Regions from separate parts of the Homo sapiens genome. Here region 1 is linked to region 2. The links are chromatin contacts, found by Hi-C or POLR2A ChIA-PET in ENCODE. All regions are on one chromosome and are shown on one strand. Each heading gives the region's core, a stretch centred on a gene start or an enhancer-like site at or near the end of the contact. The rest is flanking DNA. Distances are from core to core; before and after follow the strand shown.

The links. A loop is a pair of places that touch in the nucleus more often than their neighbours do. ChIA-PET counts read pairs that join two places held with the same protein, here RNA polymerase II (POLR2A). Pooled maps may share reads with other maps.
Region 1: a pooled map shows a loop between it and region 2 (3-fold over the local background). The contact joins two enhancer-like sites. A Hi-C loop is called at or near these places in 2 of 168 maps with a recorded cell type or tissue (CD8-positive, alpha-beta T cell and naive thymus-derived CD4-positive, alpha-beta T cell) and 7 of 50 pooled maps. POLR2A ChIA-PET finds 5 or more read pairs at or near these places in 15 of 52 experiments (A673, CD4-positive, alpha-beta T cell, CD4-positive, alpha-beta memory T cell and 10 more).

What each region holds. Positions count from the first base shown.
Region 1 is chr3:141,309,683-141,313,931 of GRCh38, reverse strand. LOC124909441 (a long non-coding RNA gene) reads right to left here. Exons shown (of 4, transcript XR_007096119.1): 3 at 2,176-2,295. Among named protein-coding and RNA genes, the nearest start is that of ZBTB38, 57 kb to the left of the region's middle. RefSeq lists an enhancer at 2,103-2,292. Within about 2 kb of position 2,136, at least 29 of the 41 ENCODE cell types and tissues checked have a DNase peak (open chromatin) inside an H3K27ac peak, as active enhancers do; they include CD4-positive, alpha-beta T cell and CD8-positive, alpha-beta T cell, where a contact is called at or near this core.
Region 2 is chr3:141,265,173-141,269,524 of GRCh38, reverse strand. All of the region lies in intron 2 of PXYLP1 (2-phosphoxylose phosphatase 1), which reads right to left. Among named protein-coding and RNA genes, the nearest start is that of PXYLP1, 36 kb to the right of the region's middle. Within about 2 kb of position 2,409, at least 5 of the 41 ENCODE cell types and tissues checked have a DNase peak (open chromatin) inside an H3K27ac peak, as active enhancers do; they include CD4-positive, alpha-beta T cell and CD8-positive, alpha-beta T cell, where a contact is called at or near this core.

The sequences.
Region 1 (4,249 bases), core at 887-3,386, 45 kb before region 2:
GCAGTTTTACCTATGATTTTAAACGTAAATGTCACTACAGTGAAAAATGCAAATAAAACTTAGTATTATTGTGAAAACAGTTTTGACCTTGCAGATTCCCTAAAAGGATCTCAGGGATCTCCAAAGGTCTACCCAGGTAGGAAATGTGGTAACATGGAGCAACATGGGAGAAGGGACAGGCACCTCTGGGAAGCCTGTACTTCATGAAACTGTCTGTCAGAAGACACTCAGTTACCAGTGGTTGTAGCTCCCTAGGAGCGGTTGTGATGCAGGACAGGAGAGCCACAAAATGTGGCTTTTTCCTTGGCTTTGCCCAGTAAAGAATTCAAGGGCTAGCTGGTGGCAGGGTAGCCGAAAACAGCTTGATTGAAGTGGCAGTGTTACAGCTCCATGACTGATCCTGCAGAGCAGGACTACCCCATAGGCAGAGAGTAGCTGCTCAGGGCAGTTCTATGGTCATATTTATACCTATTTTTAATTGCATGCAGATTAAGTGTTGGTTTATGCAGAATTTTCTAGGAAAAGGGGAGTAACTTCTGCGTCATCGGGTCATTGCCATGGAAAGAGGCGGGAACTCCCGGGTGTAGCCATGGTTACGGTAAACTGACATGGCACACTGGTGGACATGTCTTATGGAAAGTTGTTTCTGCCTCATCCTTGTTTTAGTTCATCCAGTTACGTCTATTTCTCGACAGGTCCTCTAAGTGGCTCTAAAGGGGAAAGGTGAAAATATGCCATGGGGCCCATTGCTAGGGTCTGAGGGATAAGGCTGGGAGTGGAGGAAGTGAGGAAGAAGGCCGGCCACCTACAGAACTCAGGCATTTGAGAAGATAAGCTGGATGAGCCCAGGCCACAGGAAAATTATCTTCTTGGGAACAGAGGTGGCAGATCAGGAGCCACAGATCTCCCCGCCACCCCCCAGCTACTGTCCACGCCTGTCTCCACCGCCTGAAGCCCCTCCTCCGACAGCCACAGCCAGAAGTAGAAGAGCTGTGGAACTCACATGTAGGGCTCTGTGGGTTTGGCTCTTAGAGTCAAGATGGTCACCGCCTCCAAGCGGCAGATAAGCAATGCAGGACTGGAGATAAGGGCGAGGGACAGACCATCTAGCCACCAGCCTCTACCCCCTAGAGACACCAAGAGGTGGGCAGAGAGCAAGTACTGGCCACAGGCAAAGCCAGAGCAGGCAGAGGGAGTGTATAGAACACCCTTGACATAAGTAACTCCATCTTAGCAAAAGACTCCACTTTACGTTTCAAAAGGCATCATGCCAACAGAGTCCCGATGTTCGCCTAACCAAAAAAGAGTGTATCCAACCAAATACGGGCATAAACAGGCACACTCCTTCACTATCAGTCGTCACCAGAAGACCCCCGTGGCCATAAAAAGAGCAGGACTTCTCTAGCTCTAAATGGCCGTCTTAACAGACCCTATCTTGCTGTCGCCCATGATAAACACCCGGCATCTGCTGCCTAAGGCTTTGCCCACATCAAAGACTCTTCCTTGCAAGACATTGAGGCCAGGACACCTTGTCTCTCCTGGGACTAGTTTGTTAACCCCTTTTCCTATCTATCTCCTTTGCTCTTGATGTTAAATGTTACCCTGCTTGATGTGGAATATTTAATCTACAACATTTAACATGTTGACTAAGTAGACTATTTTGTATGCTTTGCAATACTGACTTGGTGTAGTGGCTGAAGCCTGTGTGCCTATGGCTCTGACTACGGAGTGAGCGAGTGAGCGGGTAGTGTTAGGGGAATTGCCTCCTTGGGAACTCCATGTAGCTCCTGGCTTTTATGACTGGAATAGCATCAGTAAAAGTCTCACCTGGCGGAAAGACACAAACGTGGTGGACCTGGTTCTGTCTGACCCTCCTTGCTCGACTCAACGACAGAGAATGAGCTGGGAATAAGGGCAATGCACAGCCAACAGCGGAAGGGCTGTGGCCAGGCCCCTTCCTTCCTAAGTCCGGGTTTCTCTGGCTCACGAACGACCCCTGGAGGTAGACACCCGGCGACACCGCCCACCGGTCTATCCCTTCAGAAACCCTGTTCCCTGCCCGGTTGGCCCGCCTTCCGCTTTCGAAAGCAGAGGCAGTTCCGGGGTGGGAACCGCGCGGAGCTTTCTGGGAAATGTAGTCCTTGTCAAGAGGCTTCTGGGAGTCGTAGTCCCTACCTGTTCTTCCGGCGCACGGCCTTTCCGTTTTCCTGTTGCGGGTTCTATCGCTCTGCGGCGTGGGAAAGAGGCGTGCGCGTCCTTGCGTGGTCCTGCTTCGACCTGTGGTCTCTCTGGCTTCTGGTCGGGTGGGGAAGGTTTATGGGGTGGAACGTGAGAGACAGGCTTGGGCACTTTTGCGTCTGGCAGTTAGGCAGCAGGTGGTAGTTTCCATGATGGGGACGCAGGGGCAGCGCCAAAGGGCCCCAGAGAACGAGGCATCCAAGGGGGAAGGGGTGTGGGATACGAGCCGACTGAGGGGAGACGCGCCCAAAGCCGGGGACCTCACTACCCCAGAGTCGACCTTGAAAGAGCCCTCGAGTCAGACTGAGGAGATGGGCAGTATCCTCCGACAATGGAAAGCCGTTGTTCGCTTCAGGGGAGACGCGCTGTGACCCAAAAGTCATTTTACCGTCATCACTATTGCTGCAGTTCATTCAGAAGGGTTTTGGGGGAGGCCATTGAAGGCTGAGCAGCAGCCCAGGGAGAGTTGATGGGGGCTGATGGTGGGAGTGGCAGCATGGATTCAGTGGATGATGAGGGATCAGGGAGTGGGGCGAGTTGAGGATTCCCAGTTTTCTGGTGTGGGCTGTAGGCCTGTCTGCAGATACTCTCACCTAGTGGAATTCTTTTCCGTAACCTGTCTTAACTTAATGAGAGGCTTGATGGGTAAATGGTTAAAGATGCACGTGCACATCCCTTCACCAAACCATTCAGATGCTCACACTAAACCCAAAGGCCACTCGTTCACTTATGCACACAGCTCAGTTATACCTACCCTTGTGAACACACCGGTATGTAGTACACACAGCCACATAACAATTCATGATCACATACTCCTGGCATCAAACAAAGGGTAAATATATCCATCTCAGTTTAAACGGCCTCTGCTATCTTGGGCGAAGTGTGACCTCCACACAAGAAGGACCCAGGTTGACTTCCTCAGTCCTCTCTGGAAACTTCAAACAGCTCAGCCTTTATCCTTTCTCTTGGCTACATCCACCTCCTCTAAGGTCCTCTGACTCTTCCTAGTCATCTTCTGCCACTCTGGCTTGATGGGAGGGAGATAGAAATGGGCTTGAATTCAGACAAGGGCTTTGCTTATCTGAAATGTGTTTGCTGAGGTTCTTATTCCCAGAGCAGTAGCTCTGAACATAATATTTCGTGTGTGCTGAATTCTGTTGAGAATCCAAAGAAAGTTGTGAACCCTCTTCCTGGATAAACACACATCTTTACATCCACACTGTTTTGAAAGCAAAATTGAAACCCATATGTCGGGCCCTGGTTAAGAACCTCACCAGAAGATCAGAACATCAGTTTCCTGATTGCCCTCTGTCTTAGCTCATTCAGGCTGCTCTAACAAAATACCTTAGACTAGGTAATTTATAAGTAACAGAAATATATTGTTTACAGTTTTGGAGGCAAGGAAGTCCAAGATCAAGGACTGGACTGGTGAAGGCTTACTCTCTGCTTCAAAGATGATGCTTGGGGCTGGGCGCGGTGGCTCACGCCTGTAATCCCAGCACTTTGGGAGGCCAAGGCAGACGGATCACGAGGTCAGGAGATCGAGACCATCCTGGCTAGCACGGTGAAACCCTGTCTCTACTAAAAATAAAAAAAAAAATTGGCCGGGCATGGTGGCAGGTGCCTGTGGTCCCAGCTACTTGGGAGGCTGAGGCAGAAGAATGGCATGAACCCGGGAGGCAGAGCTTATAGTGAGCCGAGATCAAGCCACTGCACTCCAGCCTGGGCGACAGAGCGAGACTGTCTCAAAAAAAAAAAAAAAGATGGTGCCTTGTAGCTGTGTCCTCACATGGTGGAAGGGCCAAAGGGCCAAGTTAGCTCCCTTCAATTCCAACTCCTTTTATAAGGCCACTAAGCCCATTCCTGAGGCAGAGCCTTCATGAATTAATCACTTCCCCAAAGGTCCCATCTCTTAATACTATCACATTGGGTATTAGGTTCCAATATATGAATTTGGGGAGATCACCAATATTCTGACCATAACACCCTTTCTGCAGTCTTCAAGTGGCTC
Region 2 (4,352 bases), core at 1,160-3,659:
TTCAACACTCAAGAAGAGATGAACAGATTTTCTTTTTTCAAAATAAAAAGGGGTCATAAAAAACATGAGTTCATCATAAAATAGTCATTCAACACTAAAGTATAAAAAGAAAAGGAAAATCACCCATAAATCCTACCACCCAGAGAACCCCATAAGGAATATTTTAGTATTTGAGTATATATGTGCCCTGCCAGAGGCTAAACATGTGCTTCTGTCCCTGCTCCGGTGGGAATGGTGACGGATGGTCACTCAGGCCCAAGGACATTGTTCTCTCTCCCCAAGAGGAGCAAATAAGTTTCCTGTGTCTCAAAGGTCTGCAACCCACTGAGGCCACCAAACCAGCAACCTGTCCTTGAGGGTGGGTGGGTTGTCTGCCTTCTGTGTAAAGGCTCAAAAGACATAGCCAGACAGGCGAGGGGCTTTGGGGAGGCCACCTCAAGGAAAGAGAGAATGTGGCCCAGGGTGGGGCCTGCACTCTCAGGCATGTGGACATCCCACAAGAGCTGCCCCACCCTCTGGTAGATACCTAGGGGTGGTGTGGACGGGCAGACCCCTGGCCAGTGGAGTCCAGCCCCTCGGATGACACAGGGAAAAGAGAAAGGCAAAGAGAGGCAAGATGTGATGCTGAAGCTCCAGCCAGATAAATCCTAGAGAGGGGCCATGCATCCCAGCCACCTCCCCATTCTTTCCCACCTGAGCCCACCCCTGAGCTACGGCTCTGAGGCACAGGGTAACATCTGTAGTGTGTGTGACAGCCGCACTGGCAGGAGGGCAGGATGGTAGTGAGGGCAGGATGGTGAGGCAGTCCCAGAGCTCCCTCCCAGGTGCCCGCCCTACTTCACCCTCGTGTACAGGATTCAGATTCTGCCCTTGTCTCCTCTTTTAGATCAGCCTCTTCCTTCTCTCTTGTGAGGTGGGGCTGCTGGTACATAACAGGGCTCTGCCTCTGATCAGCACTCACTTCATTTCAAGGTGGGCTTCCTCCTTTTAATGTCATCAGCATGGGGCCAAAGCCCTGTTGCCAAGACAACAGGGAGTGAGCGGGGTCTGCACTGCGTGGCTTGGCTCAGCAGGCGCACACTCTGCCTGCCAGACTCCAGCTGGCCTCGCGCTCTCCCTGCAGTGGGTACAGCCACATAAATCCTGTGGCTTTCTATTCTGTTCATCTCTTCAGTGGATCTTAGAGATCTCCAGGCACTTTCCTGAATTCACTGAATACTTCTACTAATGCTTTCTATTTTTACTAACTAGCCGTGATAGTATTTGCTCTTGCTGACTCAAGACACACACACACACACACACACACACACACACACACTCTCTCTCTCTCTCTCTCTCTCTCTCTCTCTCTCTCTCCCCCACCCACCCGCATATAAAGGTACCATTTTAAAATTTAATATATTATGCACAACCTTCCAAGTCAATAGAGACAGGTCTATGTGATCATGAGGTAATGGGGTATTTACTGTTGTACACGTTGGTTGCCTTCTCCTTTGTTTCCTATTACAAATGATGCTGCAGTAAACATCTTTAAACAGATATCTCTATCCCCTCATCTAATTATTGATGAGAACTTCTTTAAGATAAGGAACTAAGAAGAAAAAAGGGAAGAAGAGAGAAAGGGAAGGTGGGAGAGAGGGAGAGAGGGAGAGAGACAGAGAGGGACAGAGGGAGGGAGGGAGACAGAGAGGGAGGGAGGGAGGTCATTATCTAGCTCCACCCTGAAAGAAAACTAGGAATGACCCACAGACATAAATGTGTCCATTCTCAGCTTGCAGAAGAACCTGCTACATGACACTCTCACCTTCCCACTCCAATGCATCTACAACATGAGCTTAAGAAATTGTGACAACAGCTTATTTGTCAGATTTAATTTTGTCACTCATCTATGGTGTTTTTTTTTTTTTCACCTGCAGATATTTAACTCTATGTGGCAACTGGACATAAAGCATTCTGAGGAAAAGCAAATTAAAACTCCCAGAAATCAAACAGAAAGTAAAATCTTTAAGAAAAGGACCAAAATTAACAAAAAATACAGAATTTAAAACTTTGGTCACAATGAAGAGATGGCGATATGACAGAACTCTTAGGTTAACAATGTAAACCTTCACTTTCAATTTCTCATACTTTTTGTCTCCAGCTGAACAAAATAAAAGCTCAGGAGGAAGCGCATTGGGGCTTTTAGAATAGAGGACGCAGTACGTTAGACCCTGTGCATTCTAAGGGCTTGCATCCCCAAATCTTTTCCATGAAGCATACTGAGATCTTCACGCATCCCCACATTCAAACATACCACTCTGTACTTTTCTCCACTGAACGTACACAGGACAAAGAACAGAGGACGACCACCTCCCCTGGCTGTGTGGCAGGACGTGGCTCCCTCAGCAGCTGAGCAGCTCACTTCCTGCTACTTTCATCAAGACGTGTGCCTCGGCAGAATCACTATCACCATATACTACAGATCTCAGGGGTCCCTGCAAAGAGTCGAAACCACAAATGCTAATGGCCATCTACAAGAGTGAGCAGGACTGAGGACACAAGGGTCTGAACCACCGAGGAAGGTGTCACAGCACCCTGGCACCTGTCAGGGCTCCTTGCTTGCCTACTCAGAGGCAGTTCTATGTTAATGTACACACTGTTCTATCAAGCATTGTTATTTTCTTTCTTAGCGGATATCAGACTGAAAGCAGCACAGAAAAAGGGAGGGGATATAGGGGATCAGGGCCACAGGAAACACGATAGCTCTGCAGGTAGAAGAGTTCCCAGGGAAACTATCGAAAACACATGCACACTCTTTCCCTCTCTCCCCCCGCCGTCTCTCCCTCTCTCCCCCTCATCTCTCCCTCTCTCCCCCCATCTCTCTCTCTCCCTCTCTCCCTCTGTCTCTCCCTCTCTCACACACACAGAGCTGGCTAAGTGGGGCCTCCTCAGCTCCCCACCTGAGAACTTCTAAGCAGGTTGCCCCCTTGGCTTCTAGACCACTCCTGTCCACAGTCCACCCCCTGGCTGCTGCTGTTCTGTCTCCTTCGTGGCCCCTTGTCCTCTATCTGCCCAGATTTTCTTTTGGCTCTCTCTTCCATCTGCACCGCAGGGCACAAATTCAGAAGCTGACAGGGACTAGGCAGGTGGGCGCTGTGGCGACCAAGACAGCACTCTCCCCACCCAGGGTGGCAGCCCCGACTCAGCTGCCCGGCTCCTGCCAGCGGTCCCCGTAATGCTCCGTGGGCCTCAGGTTGCTGCAGAGTCTGGTTTTTCAAAGAGGAGCTGGAAGTTTACATGAAATTGCCTAGTTTTAAAACTTTGGTAAATAAATTAAAAAATCTAAAAACAGGGGTTGGGCCAAACAAAACAAGTTCACAGGCTGTTGGTCTGGAGCAGCTTCCACTGCTCCAAGGAGCCCTGGTCCTCCGGAAACCAGGGCTTCACCAGCAGGGAATACAAAGTCCCCAGATGGTGGCTTCTGACAGGGTCTCTCATAGGCCTCAGACCCTCAGGTCCACTCTTAGGCAGGACACTGCATCCACTGGGCCCGCTGGCTACCTCCAATGATGTCCATGCCCTTCAGTGACTCCTCCCAGCCTGGTCTCCTTCCTGCTCTGCCCCAGATTGTCCTGCTGCTTAGGCCCTGTCCCACTTCCCTTCCTGCTCTGAGCACTTTCCCGTGGCCTCTTTCTTCAGACCCAGGGAGCCACCAGCCCTGCATGGTTGACTTCCCAGTCTGTGTTCTGAGAATTTACTTCCACCTATGGCAGACTTATCCCAGATGGAGATGAGTCATTTACGTGAATGAATGCATGCATGAATGAAGTGTCTACTGAACTCCCCGAGCCAGACTCCTGGGTGCCATGGTAGAGTCCCCCCGATACCATCATCCTAGCCCCACGACACCACCCAATTAGCTAGAGTTCCACAGAACCACCATGACGTCTCTTGGCTTTGCTTCTTCCTTTCAGGGTCAATACCTTCATTGGGGCCACCCTCAGCTTGCTACTAGATGAGCAAAACAGCCTCTGAGGTGCCTCCCAGCATCACCCTTTCACAAGCCTCTGGATTGGCAGTTCTTAGATTTTGTGTGCATTAGACTCACCCAGGGAGTTTGTTAAAGATGCAGATTTCTGGGTTCCACTACCACCAAGATTCTGATTCTGTAAGGAAGGGCACAAAATGTGCTTTTTTTTTTTTTTTGGTTTTGGAACATGCATTTTGACAAGCTTCCCAGGTTATTCTGATGAAGGTGCTTTGGAAAACACTGTGCTGGACTGTAGTCTTTCCAAGACACAAATCTGATGGTGTCTTCCTCGCTTCAGTGGCTCCTCACAGCCTCAGGAATAGTGTAGTGATAGGAGGTAGGT